Regions from separate parts of the Homo sapiens genome. Here region 1 is linked to region 2. The links are chromatin contacts, found by Hi-C or POLR2A ChIA-PET in ENCODE. All regions are on one chromosome and are shown on one strand. Each heading gives the region's core, a stretch centred on a gene start or an enhancer-like site at or near the end of the contact. The rest is flanking DNA. Distances are from core to core; before and after follow the strand shown. Region 1 holds the start of ADAMTS10 (ADAM metallopeptidase with thrombospondin type 1 motif 10). Region 2 holds the start of KANK3 (KN motif and ankyrin repeat domains 3).

Evidence for each region. A loop is a pair of places that touch in the nucleus more often than their neighbours do. ChIA-PET counts read pairs that join two places held with the same protein, here RNA polymerase II (POLR2A). Pooled maps may share reads with other maps.
Region 1: a pooled map shows a loop between it and region 2 (2.6-fold over the local background). The contact joins the promoter of ADAMTS10 here to the promoter of KANK3 in region 2. A Hi-C loop is called at or near these places in 1 of 168 maps with a recorded cell type or tissue (naive thymus-derived CD4-positive, alpha-beta T cell) and 6 of 50 pooled maps. POLR2A ChIA-PET finds 5 or more read pairs at or near these places in 3 of 52 experiments (A673, HEK293T and activated naive CD4-positive, alpha-beta T cell).

Annotation. Positions count from the first base shown.
Region 1 is chr19:8,606,206-8,612,617 of GRCh38, reverse strand. ADAMTS10 (ADAM metallopeptidase with thrombospondin type 1 motif 10) reads left to right here and starts at 1,903. Exons shown (of 26, transcript NM_030957.4): 1 at 1,903-1,974; 2 at 4,370-4,484. RefSeq lists a silencer at 2,583-3,005.
Region 2 is chr19:8,340,220-8,347,035 of GRCh38, reverse strand. KANK3 (KN motif and ankyrin repeat domains 3) reads left to right here and starts at 3,774. Exons shown (of 11, transcript NM_198471.3): 1 at 3,774-3,811. It also overlaps the pseudogene LOC100129682. RefSeq lists enhancers at 3,540-4,331, 6,266-6,766.

The DNA.
Region 1 (6,412 bases), core at 654-3,153, 270 kb before region 2:
CACACCACCACACTCCAGCCTGGGCAACACAGCAAGACTCCATCTCAAAAAAAAAAAAAAAAAAAAAGTAGGGACAGGTGGCTGGACCAGTCACTAGGCTAACAGTGGGAGCCTTTAGTATCTACAGCAAAGAAAGGAAGCCACCACCTCTTTGATGGAGAAAGAGGGCCCCATAGGTAGTAGAAGAACAGCTAACAGAGGCCAGAAATGGCTGACTTAGACTCGTTCCTCAAATGGGGGCCCGAGAGGCCCTGGTGGGAAGGAGGGAGTGTGGGGAGCAAACAGGAGGGTGGGGGCTGCACCTCTGGTCTAGCCTGGAGTCCCAGGAGGTTGGGGTAAGGTAGTGTGGTGGGAACTCCAGGAGTCTGGTATTTATGCAGCACCTGCTGTATGCGTGAGTAATGACAGGTCATTCCAAGTTCAAAAGGAAAAATTCCGAGTTGGGAAGCTGCCCTCCTGGTCTCAGCTGTGTCCCTGGAACCCAGCACATAACAACAAATCTTTGCTGCAGAATGAAACCCCTCCTCCACCCCCTACTCCAGCCCTGGGAAGGCTGTTATTACCCCCACTGTGTGGATGAGTAAACCCAGACTCAGACAAAGCCAAGGCCAAGGCTCTGGCCAGCTCCCTGGGGGGGGGCGTTCCTGGGAAATGCCTGCAATTGTGAGGCCTGGGGGTCACCGCCCTTCCCTGGAACCAGGCACTGTACCAGGCGCCTGGGATTCAAATCCCAGCCCTGCCCCAACCATCCAGGTCCTCCTCATTCACGCATTCGTTCATTTTATGGAGCGAGACCCAGAGTGACCAAGACCAAGAGGGCTCCGGTTCCAACAGAATTTTCACTCTCCCCATCTCTGTGGCCTCAGTTTCCTCATCTGTGAAATGGGACCAGCTGAGCCTACGTCACCGCAAAGGAGTTAAGGCACAGAGACCAAGGCCAGGCCCAGGACCGATCAAACCCCCCTGAGAGCTCGGAGAGGGCGGGGCCGAGCTGGGACTTATTTCCCGCCCCGGGCACCGTGCCTGGCACACGGGAGGCGCCCAATAAATGCTTGTTTGAGCCAGGCCCAGCCCTCAATAAATAACAGCTGTTGTTGATGCCGCAGAGGCTGGCGAGGAAGTGGGCTCTCCCCTCCCCAACCCCAGCATCTCATGCTCCCATCCCCCCTCCAGCCCCATTCCTTACCCCCCTCCATTCCTTCCCGTGGCCCCCAACCCAACTCAGCCCCTTCCTCCAGGCCCCCACCTCCCCCCAACCCACTCAGCCCCTCCTCCAGGGCCCCACCTCCCCCAACCCCACTCAGCCCCTCCTCAAGGGCCCCACCTCCCCCCACCCCACTCAGCCCCTTCCTCCAGGCCCCCACCTCCCCCCACCCCACTCAGCCCCTCCTCCAGGCCCCCACTTCCCCCCACCCCACTCAGCCCTTCCTCCAGGCCCCCACCTCCCCCCACCTCACTCAGCCCCTTCCTCCAGGCCTCCATCTCCCCCTACCCCTTCCCATTCAAACTTCCCCCTCCCCCAACCTCTCCCTTCTCTTCCTCCCTTTCCCCGAACCCCCACCCACCCAATTCTGCCTCCATCCCCATCCCCCACCTGATTCTTTCTCCCCTCCCCCACCCATTCTCCCCGCCGCCACTCGATTTCTCCCGCTTCGTCCCCTCCCCGCCCCCCGCGGTTCCCCAGCCCCCTCCCACGCGGCGGGGGCGCTGGTCCCGGGCGGGGCGGCCCGAGTTCCCGGGTCCCTGGCTGGGGTCCAGCCCGCGGCCCAGGCCGGGCGGCGGCAGGCGGGCGGGGTTTCTGGCCGCGCGCAGTTTGGGGGTTTTTTTATAACCCTGGCAGGCGGCTCAGGAAGTGCCTTCCCCGCGCCCCCTCCCCTGGCCACGCCGCCGCGCTCGCTCGCTCCCTCCCTTCCTGCGCGCGCGGGGCGGCGAGACAGCGGCGGCGACGGCGCGGAGGCCCCGGGCGCGGCGCAGGTAGCGGCGCGGGCGGGGGGCCCGGGGGTGCGTGATTCAGTGGGACTTTGTGTGTCCGCATCGGGCTGTGAGGGCGTGGGGCTGTGGTGCCCTGGATGGGGGAGGGCATCCCGCTGTGCGACTCCGGTCGGTGCCTGAGGTCCGCAAGTGCGCGCGCCACTGATCACGCCCGGGGTTGCCGTGGGTTTGTTTGCGCTGTGTGTGTGTGTGTGTGTGTGTGTCCGTCCACGTAGGGGCAGAGTGGTTGTGCATTACATGTGTGTGTCAGTGCCTGGGGATGAGTCTCTTGTGTGTCTGTGTGTTTGGACAGTGTGTGCGCATAGGGGTTTGCTATGTGCGCGCAGATCTGGAGGCGAGTGTGTGTGTGTCTGGGTTTGTGTGTGTGTCCCCAAGCATGTGTGCGTTTGTCTCTGACCGTGATGAGTGTGTAAATACCTGTGTGTGTGTGTCTGGTGTGGGGGGGTGTCTAGGTCTGTGGGACTTGTGAGTTTGTCTCTGGTTTGGTGTGAGCATGCAAATGAGTGTGTATGTGTCAGCGTGTAGGCCTGTGTGTCTGTCTCCTTGGGTTGTCTGTGTATGTATGTGTGTGTTTCTGTTTGTGTAGGCCCCGGGTGCGTGTATTTGTGTGTCCGCGTGTTTCTCTGTCTTGTCCCGTGTGTGCGCGTGTAAATGAGTGTGTGTTTACACATGTCTGGGAGTGTGTGGTTGTGTGTCTCCATGTGTTTGTCTCCGGGTGTGTGAGTGTGCACTGAGCCTGTCGGCGTGTGTGTCTGCGGTGGAGGCGTCCTGCGTCTTTTGTGGGTCTACAGTGCCCGAGCGCCGGTCTCTGGTTGCGCGGGGTGTGTGTCGCTGCCAGTGTGTGTTTGTGTGTCTGGGTGTGGGAGTGGCGCCGCCCACTTCCCCTGAGTTGGTCAGTGAGGCCACAGCCGTCTGTCTCAGGGTGTCTCCAGCGGTCGGGCTCAGGGCCTTTAATTAGCGGCCGGTTGTGGGGGACCAGCCCGGGCGCCGGCCCCCTCCTCCCGCAGGCCCCGGCTGGGCCTTTGTCTGCTCTCCGGCAGGGACTGCCTCCTGCCGGCCCGGCCAGATGTGCAGCCGGGAGGAGGCCGGCAGGCTGGGGCCTCTGCCTGGGGAGACGCGGCCTTGGCCTCCACGGGGGACCTTCCGTCGGCCCTGTCCCCGCAGCCTGGCCGGAGAGGTTTGGGTGTGGAGCTTAGGGTCCCTTCAGGATCCCCGGGATGGGATGGGATGGGACAGAGCCTCTGTTTCTAAGCCATTTCCATTTCCCGGAGGCATTTCCTCCTCCAGGCCTGGCACCCTCCCCCACGCTGGCCACCTCCCTCCTGCCTTCGGGGAGGAGGGGCTGGAGGAATGGCCAGGCCTGGGTACACACACACACACACACACACACAGGGTCACACACACTCACAAGCCATAATGCACATGCAGTCACACGCTCACAATCACACACAGGGTCACACACACTCACATACATGCTGTAATGTACATGCAGTCACACACACACGCCACAGTGCAGATCCCTCACTGACATCCTGTTGGCCACCACCGTCTCTGTCCCTGAGCCTCTCTCAAGCTTCATCTTTGGCCCCAGACCCACTGCCTTGTTCATGTCCCCCCACCACCTGGTGCCCTGGGCTGTGTCACACCTCGACACCACCCTGTGGGCTGGACCCCCAGCTCAGACGCCTGTGAGCCTTCTGCAGACCCCCCTCCTCCCCCTACCCCATACACTGTGCACAGGTGAGTCCCCTTCCCCTGTCCTCACCCCCTGTGCTGGGTCCTTCCACAATGTCCCAAACCTTGTCCCTCACACCCCACCTGAGCCCAAAGCACAGAAGGGGGTGTGAGGGTTTTGGGAGGAGCGCCTCACTTCAGAGGACAGTGATGAGGACTGAGGGTCTTAGGGGGACCAGGACAGACCCAAAGACACTCTAGACAAGACCAGAGAGAGCCCCTGAAGGAGGAGGATGGGGCACCAGGCCTGGCAATGCAAGAACAGGAGAGGAGGGAGGGAGCCAGTGGGAGAAAGGGGTGAGGTCCCTGCTTCACTTGCAATGAGAATGTTCCTACCTTTCAGGGGTGGCTCAGGGCAGGAGCGGGGGTCAGAGGTGCCCAACCAGGAAGGGCCTTGATCTGGGAGTTGGCTGACACTTCCAAAGAAGGAATAGGGAAGAAGAAGCAAGAAGAGAGGGAGAGGGAGAGGAGGTGGGTTTTTGTTGGAGGGGGTTCATTAGGAACAGAAGAAAGAAGAAGTCTAAGAGGAAGTTCTCCAGGGGCAGAGAGAGGGTCAGAATTTCCTCAGTGATCCCTCAACTACAGACCCAGCTCAGTGCTGAAGACCAGCCCGGCTCCTCCTCTTTGACCCCTCCCTGCCCAGGCTCCAAAGAAGAAGAAACCAAGGCCCAGAGAGGGAGGCCCAGGTGCAGGGAGCAGGCGAGGGAAGGATCCGTACAGGGGCCCAACACTACTCCACCAACCGAAGCCCCCAAAAGGTAAAAAAAATAAAAAGGAGAGAGAGGCCAGGTGCTGTGGCTCACGGCTGTAATCCCAGCACTTTGGGAGGCCAAGGCGGGCTGATCATGAGGTCAAGAGATCGAGACCATCCTGGCCAACATAGTGAAACCCCGTCTCTCCTAAAAATACAAAAATTAGCTGGGCATGGTGGCGCACACCTGTAGTCCCAGCTACTCGGGAGGCTGAAGCAGGAGAATCGCTTGAACCCGAGAGACAGAGGTTGCAGTGAGCAGAGATCACACCACTGCACTCCACCCTGGCGACAGAGTGAGACTCCGTCTCAAAAAAAAAGAGAGAGAGAGAGAGAGAACAACAACAGAAGGAATGGACATTAGCCCAGCTAAAGAGTGCAACAGGGGTCACAGAATATCTGTGAGTGAGCTCCCCGTCACTAGAGGGATCCAAGCAGAAGTGGGGAATGTGGGCTTCTTGGTCCATCAGCAACTTGGCAAAAACCTGGCTCCCTCCCTTGGGGCTGAACTGCCCTGTTTGGGGATTGACTCTCAGACTTGGACTCTCAGACTTGGCTGGGCTGCAAAGAAAACAAGACTCTGTGATTAAGGGATTTTGCACAGAGGAGGAGGAGGGTGGAGACAGCAGGGTGGGGGAAGAGGGTTTGGCACAGGGTGGTGGCCCAAAGTGGTGTCTGCGGCAGGCTGGCCTGGGGCAGATGCTGGAGAGACTGAGACCTGCGGGGCGGGCTGGCTTGGAGCCTTGAAAGAATCTGAATGGAGGACGGGGTCAGAAACACAGGGTGGAGGAGAGGCCTGGGAGGTGGGAGTGAATAGTGCTACCCAGTGCAGAGAATCCAAAGATGGCCCAAGACAGTGGGTGCGTGGGTGGGCATATGAAAGTCTGCAGGACTGGAATACTAGCCTTAGCTTTAAAAATCTGGCTTGAATGGTGCTACCCATTTCAGATAATCCAAAGACAGGGCCCAGGACAGTAGATGCATGGGTGGGAGCCTTAGCTCTAATCTGGCTTGAAAATTCACACCGACCAGCCCCCCCTTCAAGTGCCTCTGATGCCAGCCTCCCCTTGCTCTCCTGCACCCACCCTGTCTGGGCTCATGCCAGGCTCTACCCAACCTCCAGGCCTTTGACCTTGCTGTTTCCCCTCCTGGTGCACCTTCGCCTGTCTCTTCACACCATTGATTTCTTATGCTTTGAACCTCTGCTTCCCAGTCTCCCCATTGATACCTTCTAGAGAACATGTCACAATCTGAACTATTCTCCATTCACTTGACTGTCATCTGTCACTCCTAAGAGATGGAACCCCACAGGGCTAGGGCAAGTAGGGGTTGCTATCCTTAGCATGCCTGGCTGTCATGCCCCCGTCCACCCTCCACCGGAGGCTATAACCCAATGAATGAACCCAGGTTCTACCACTTTCTAGCAATGTGACCCACGGCAAACTCTATCACTCCTGAGTCTATTTCCTCATCTATAAAAAGATGAGGGATACGAGTGTGATGCGAGGTCAGGAGTTCAAGACCAGCCTGGCCAACATGGTGAAACCCCATCTCTACTAAAAATACAAAAATGTAGCTGGGCGTGTTGATGCGTGCCTGTAATCCCAGCTACTCAGGAGGCTGAGGCGGGAGAATCAAATGAACCCGGGAGGCGGGGGTTGCAGTGAGCCGCGATTGCGCCATTGCACTCCAGCCTGGGTCACATAGTGAGACTCCATCTCAAAAAAAAGAGCGTGATGACCATGACTTCTCAGTTATTTTGGAAATGAAATACGGTGGGCTGGGTGCAGTGGCTCATGCTTGTAATCCCAGTGCTTTGGGAGGCTGAGGTGAAAGGATCCCTTGAGGCCAGGAGTTCAAGATCAGCCTGGGCAACAAAGTGAGACCCCCGTCTCTCCAAAAAAACAAAAACATTAGCCAGGTGTGGTGGCTTGC
Region 2 (6,816 bases), core at 2,525-5,024:
AACCTCCGCCTCCCGGGTTCAAGCAATTCTCCTGCCTCAGCCTCCCTGGTAGCTGGGACTACAGGCACGTGCCACCACACCCAGCTAATTTTTGTATTTTTAGTAGAGATGGGGTTTCACCGTGTTGGCCAGGCTGGTCTCGAACTCCTGACCTCAGGTGATCCGCCCACCTCAGCCTCCCAAAGTGCTGGGATTACACGTGTGAGCCACCATGCCCGGCCACTCTCTGCATTTTTAAGCATGTACAGCAAAAATTCAGCACTTTTTCTGGGCCACTGACTTTGTGTCCAGCCCCACTGCTTGGCCTGGGCACACCTGCCAACTCCACCATTGTAATGTTGGAATGGTACACACAGTTTCTGTAAAGTGACATCTTTCAGATACTTCGTGGATTTTCATATATACATACCCTTGATGGCCTGGGCAGTTTCATGAGTGTTCTCCAAGTGAACATGAAGATTTGAACCTCTTGATTTGCATGATTTTGTGGGGTTCTCTGGGTCAAGTAAATAGCGAACCATTTTCCCAGATTACCTCAGGCCACTTAGGGAAAGAGTATACATTTGTTTTATGTGGTTTCTTGAATCTGCTGTGTGTGTGCATCTATGGACGCTTTATTTTACAACTATATATATATATATATATATATATATATATATATATATATTTTTTTTTTTTTTTTTTTTTTTTTGAGACAGAGTTTCACTCTCGTTGCCCAGGCTGGAATGCAATGGCTCACTCTCGGCTCACTGCAACCTCTGCCTCCCAGGTTCAAGTGATTCTCCTGCCTCAGCCTCCCAAGTAGCTGTGATTACAGGCATGCACCACTACACTGGGATAATTTTGTGTTTTTAGTAGAGACGGAGTTTCTCCATGTTGGTCAGGCTGGTCTCGAACTCCCGATATCAGGTGATCTGCCTGCCCTGGCCTCCCAAAGTGCTGGGATTACAGGCGTGAGCCACCGCACCCGGCCACAATAAAAATATTTTAGGGCTGGGTGCGGTGGCTCACGCCTGTAATCCCAGCACTTTGGGAGGCTGAGGCAGGCAGATCACGAGGTCAGGAGATCAAGACCATCCTGGCTAACACGGTGAAACCCCGTCTCTACTAAAAATACAAAAACAGCCAGGTGTGGTGGTGGGTGCCTATAGTCCCAGCTATTCGGGAGGCTGAGACAGGAGAATGGCATGAACCCGGGAGGCGGATCTTGCAGTGAGTGGAGATCACACCACTGTACTCCAGCCTGGGTGACAGAGCAAGACTCCGTCTCAAAAAAAAAAAAAAATTATATATATATATATATATATATATATATATATATACACACACACACACACACATATATTTTAAACATTCCAATGGAGGCCAAGTGCAGCGGCTCATGCCTGTTATGCCACTATTTAGGGAGGCTGAGGCAGGAGAATCACTTGAACCCAGGAATTTGCGACCAGCCTGGGCAACATAGAGAGACCCTGTCCTTACAAAAATAAGAAACCTGCTGGACGTGGTAGCACATGCCTGTAGTCCCAGCTACTCGGGAGGTTGAGGTGGGAGGATTGCTTGAGTCTGGGAGTTCAAGGCTGCAGTGAGCCATAGGTCTTGCCACAGAACTCCAGCATCGGCAACAGAGTAAACTTTGTCTCAAAGGAACAAAGAAGAAAATTCCAATGGAGTTTCTGTGGGGAAACGCGACAGAATTCCACAGTTTTAACTGAAAGAATCAACCAATTAAAATAGCCCAGGAATTTTGTTTTTTTTTAAAAAGTATCAGATGTTAAAATACATTTTAAAATATTACTATATTCTGGCCAGGTGCTGTGGCTTATGCCTGTGATCCCAGCACTTTGTGAGGCCAAGGCAGGTGGATTGCTTGAGCCAAGGAGTTGAAGACCAGCCTGGGCAAAGTAGTAAAAGCCCGTCTCTACTAAAAATAAAAAAAATTAGCTAGGCGTAGCACACACTTGTAATCCCAGCTACTTGGGAGGCTGAGGCAGGAGGATCTCTTTAACCTGGGAGGCGGAGTTTGTAGTGAGCTGAGATATTGTGCCACAGCACTCTACCCTGGGCAACAGAATGAGACCCTGACTCAAAAAAGAAAAAGAAAACATTATTTCAGCAAACATTTATTAAGCATCTACTGTGTACTAGGGTCGCTGGATAAAGCAGTTATCAAAACCAGTTTCCTGTTCCCATGGTGCTGACACTTAATTTAGAGACAGAGTCTCACTCTGTTGCCCAGGCTGGTCTTGAGCTGCTGGGCTCAAAAGATCCTCCCACCTCAGCCTCAGGAGGTGCTAGGATTACAGGCATGAGCCACCCCACCTGGCCTTGGTGCCGACACTTTAGTGAGATGGCAAGCAGGTAAACCAATAAATAACCAGCCAGGCATGGTGGCTCACGCCTGTAATCCCAGCACTTTGGGAGGCTGAGGTGGGCGGATCACCTGAGGTCAGGAGTTCGAGACCAGCCTGGGCAACATGGTGAAACCCTGTCTCTACTAAAAATACAAAAATTAGCTGGGCGTGGTGGTGTGCGCCTGTAATCCCAGCTACTTAGAAGGCTGAGGCAGGAGAATCGCTTGAACCCCAGGAGGCAGAGGTTGCAGTGAGCCAAGATCGCACCACTGCACTCCAGCCTGGGACAGAGCGAGACTCTGTCTAAAAAAAAATTAAATTAAATTAAAAAATAAACCAAATAAATAACTGAGTGTTTCGTTTTTGTCTTTTTGTTTTGTTGTTTTCTTTTGTTTTGAGAACTAGGTCTTGCTATGTTGCCCAGGCTGGTCTCAACTCCTGGCTCAAGCTATCCTCCCATCTATGCCTCCCTAAATACTGGATTTACAGGCGTGAGTCACTGCGCCTGCCAATAACAGAGTCTGCTTTTTTTTTTTTTTCCAGATAGTAAAAGTAGCTATTAGGTTAATACAATAGAGTGATGAGAAAAATACTAACTGGGGAGGGGCTATGTCAGGAATTTAGGGGGCAGCAACACAAAAGCTGAACCTCAGAAAGTAGGGAAGGCCGGGCGCGGTGGCTCACGCCTGTAATCCCAACACTTTGGGAGGCTGAGGCGGGCGGATCACTTGAGGTCAGGAGTTCCAGACCAGCCCGGCCAACATGGTGAAACCCCATCTCTACTAAAAATACAAATATTAGCTGGACGTGGTGGTGTGTGTCTGTAATCCCAGCTACTCGGGAGGCTGAGGCAGGAGAATTGCTTGAACCCAGGAGGCGGAGGTTGCAGTGAGTGTCACTGCACTCCAGCCTGGGACTCCGTCTCAAAAAACAAAAACAAAACAAAACAAAAAACAGTAGGGGAGCCTCAAAAAGTACCTACGTGTACAGGTGCAAGGGAAAGCATTTCAGGTAGGTGGAACAGCATGTGCAGAGGCCCTGCGGTGGGGAAGATCCGGGACCTGATACTTCACCCAGGCACTGCGAAATAAGTGCCAGTTATAGAAATCCCACCGGGTTACTCTTCTACTCATAGTTCTCCCATGGCTCCCTCGTGCCTGTGGATCAAATCCAAGCTCCTTGGCCCGGCGCTGGGCAGAGACTTGACCTCTGCTGGTGCAGAAATGCCGCCAGCCAGCGCTCGGCGACCGTCACTCCAGGGCCCGCCCTCAGTCACCACCCCTACATTCCAGGCCCCGCCTGCCTGTCCCACCCCACCGTCCCACTGGGCGGCTTGGAGAGCCTCGGGTGCTGGTTGGCTGGCGTGGCCGTCAGTTAGGGCGAAGGCCTTGATAATCAGTCCCCGGACTTCGAGGGGGCGGGCTCGGGTGCGGGCGCGGCTGGGGCTGCGGCTTCAGGTAAATTGCCAGCTTGCGGGGACACGGATGGGGGACCCCTGGGTGGGTGGATTCGGGGACGCACCGGGACCCGGCGCTGCGCTGCGTTTCCAGCCCCACTGAGGGCTCTGCCCGCTGCGACGGGGCGGGCGTCGTGTCCTCTGGCCGGGACCCCTCCCACATTGGAAGTCCCAGGTGGGTAGCGAGCAGAGTGGGGGGCTCTGGAGGCGTGGGCTTGCCCCCCTCTCGCCCTTCGGGAGCTCACTGCGGGGCTCGTTCGCTCCCTAATGCCACAACCGGCCCTGGGACCCTTTCCCGGGACGGCCTGGGGACCCCAGCCAGCCCCTCGCGCTGGGCTGGGTGTGGGAGCGTGTCACGGAAATGGTGTTTTGGGGAGGGACGCACGGCCCCCGGACCCGCAGACAATGGGTAGCGGATGGAACCGCCCGGCGGCGCTTCCTGTAGGAAACTGCTCTGTCTCTGTGCGGCTAGGACGACCTGGGGGTGGACGGGTGATGATGACTTTAACACCCACCTTCCTGCCGCCACCGGTCCCCCACCCACCCACCTCAAGAGTCTGAGAGTCCCAGCAGACATCAGGGGCTGCCAGTACTCAGGGCCTCCTGGAAGGCGCCCTCTCCCCAGGACTGGGATCCTCACTGGCCTGCCGTGGCCCCCACCACTCCGGTTTGGTGATCACAGCTCTGCGTCCCAAAATAGTCCCTGGGGCGGGAGAGGGGGCGTGTGGCGTCGGCTCTGACGGCCTAATGAGGGGGTCTCAGGCACAGAATCCGGATCTAGCTGTGACAGTCAGGGCAGGGAGCGGAGGAGAGGGAAGGCAGCTAAACGCCCCACTTAGTGAGGCCCCAGCCCCTGAAGCCGCAGAGGTGGTGGGCACCTCCGCCCCCAATCAGAGTCTGACACAGGTGTAGGCTGGGAGGGACAAGCCCCCTGAGGCTCCTTGGTGGTTCATGCCTGTTATCCCAGCACTTTGGGAGGTCAAGTAGGGCTGATCTCTTGAGGTCAGGAGTTTGAGACCAGACTGACCAACATGATGAAACCCGTCTCTACTAAAAATTCAAAAATTAGCCAGCTGTGGTGGCAAGTGCCTGTAATCCCAGCTACTCAGGATGCTGAGGCAGGAGAGTCGCTTGAACCCTGGGCTCAGAGGTTGCAGTGAGCCGAGATCCTGCCACTGCACTCCAGCCTGGGTGACAGAGACTCCGTCTCAAAAATAAAAATAAAAGAAAGCATTCAAGTGTAGTGGCCAAAGCAAGGACTCTGGAAGACCTGCCTGGGTTTAAAACCTGCCTCTGCCTGTTTATGACAGGACCCAGGCAGGACACTAAACTGTTCTGTGTCTCAGTTTCTCCATCTGTACAATAGGGGAAGGGACAATGATCATAGGAAATCCAACCTCAGTGGATTTAGCTAGGATTTTAAAAAATAAGTCAAGGTCAGGTGCAGTAGCTCATGCTTGTAATCCCAGCACTCTGGGAGGCTGAACTGGGAAGATTGCTTGAGCCCAGGAGTTGGAGGCCAGCCTGGGCAATATAGCAAGACACCTGTATCTACAAAAAATAAAATTAGGCCGGGCACGGCTCACGCCTGGTTTGAGACCAGCCTGGCCAACATGGTGAAACTCCGTCTCTACTAAAAATACAAAAATTAGCCAGGCATGGTGGTGCACACCTGTAATCCCAGCTGCTTGGGAGGCTGAGGCAGGAGAATCACTTGAACCCGGGAGGCGGAGATTGCAGTGAGCTGAGATTGTGCCACTGCACTCCAGCCTGGGCGACAGAGCATGACTCCATCTAAAACAAAAAACCAAAAAATTTAAAATATTAGCCTGAATTAGCCAGGTGTAGAGGTCCATTCCTGTAGTCTCAGCTATTTGTGAGGCTGAGGCGGATCACTTGAGCTCAGGGGTTCAAGGCCACAGTGAGCTATGATCGAGCCACTGACTCCAGCCTGGGTGACAGAGTGAGCGAGACATTGCCTCTAAAAAAAAAAAAAAAAAAAGTAAATATCCATAAATTCCTTAGACTAGAGGCTGGCCCATAGTAAATATCAAAAGCGTTGTTATTATTTGACATTCTGGAGGGATCCATTCCTTTCTTAGCCCAGCCTCTGGATCCAACTGCTTCAGCTAGTTTAGGTCTTAGGAATGGCCCACAGCTGTCTTCTGAGATCCCAGGGCCTGGGATTTGGGTGTGACCAGGTCACCGGAGGAGGACGCTGACCCCATTGCGTCATACGGCCAGCTGTGTGAGAAGTAGACCCAGACCCCCCAACCCTTGATCTGGACTTTTTCCACAACCCAGTTCTTCCCTGGCAATTTCCTGAAAACAAGTGATGAACGGCATTGGCTGTCCTCTGCGATGACCCGCTGGCCTGTTGATCCACCCCTTGCAGCTGGTGTGAAGGGACGGGAAACAGCTGCTTGGGGACTGGAAGAGGCCCCCTGCCTGGCCTTGGAGTGGGAAGGGAGAGGTCAGGGACCTCGGCCAGACAGAAGTGGGAAATGGAGTTACGGTTTCCCCAGCGGTGGAGTAGGGTAATGAGTCAGGAGGGCTGGTGGGTGCTCAGTGCTTCATAGCATCAGGCACACAGGTGGTCCCAGGGATTCGAGAAGCCAGAAGGGGTGGCTGGGAGTGTTGCCATGTGGTTAGCACAGACGGGCCGTGGCCCAGGGAGAGGATGAAGTGGGTTTGGCAGATGCCTGTCAGTGGAGGACTGGACAGGTAAAGGGCAGTCAGAAGCTGTGGCAGGGACCTGCTGACAAGGGTTCCGCAGATGGGCAGAGCCCAATCTGAGGGTGCTTCCCACAGGCAACTGATTTAATTGTTCTGTGCCTCAGTTTCTCCATCTGTAAAATATGAATAATAATACTACTTTGCAGTATGCAAAGTGTTGTATGGGGGCTGTGTGTGTGTGTGTGTGTGTGTGTGTGTATATATATATATATATGGTTTTTTTTTTTTGAGACGGAGTCTGGCTCTGTCCCCCAGGCTGGAGTGCAGTGG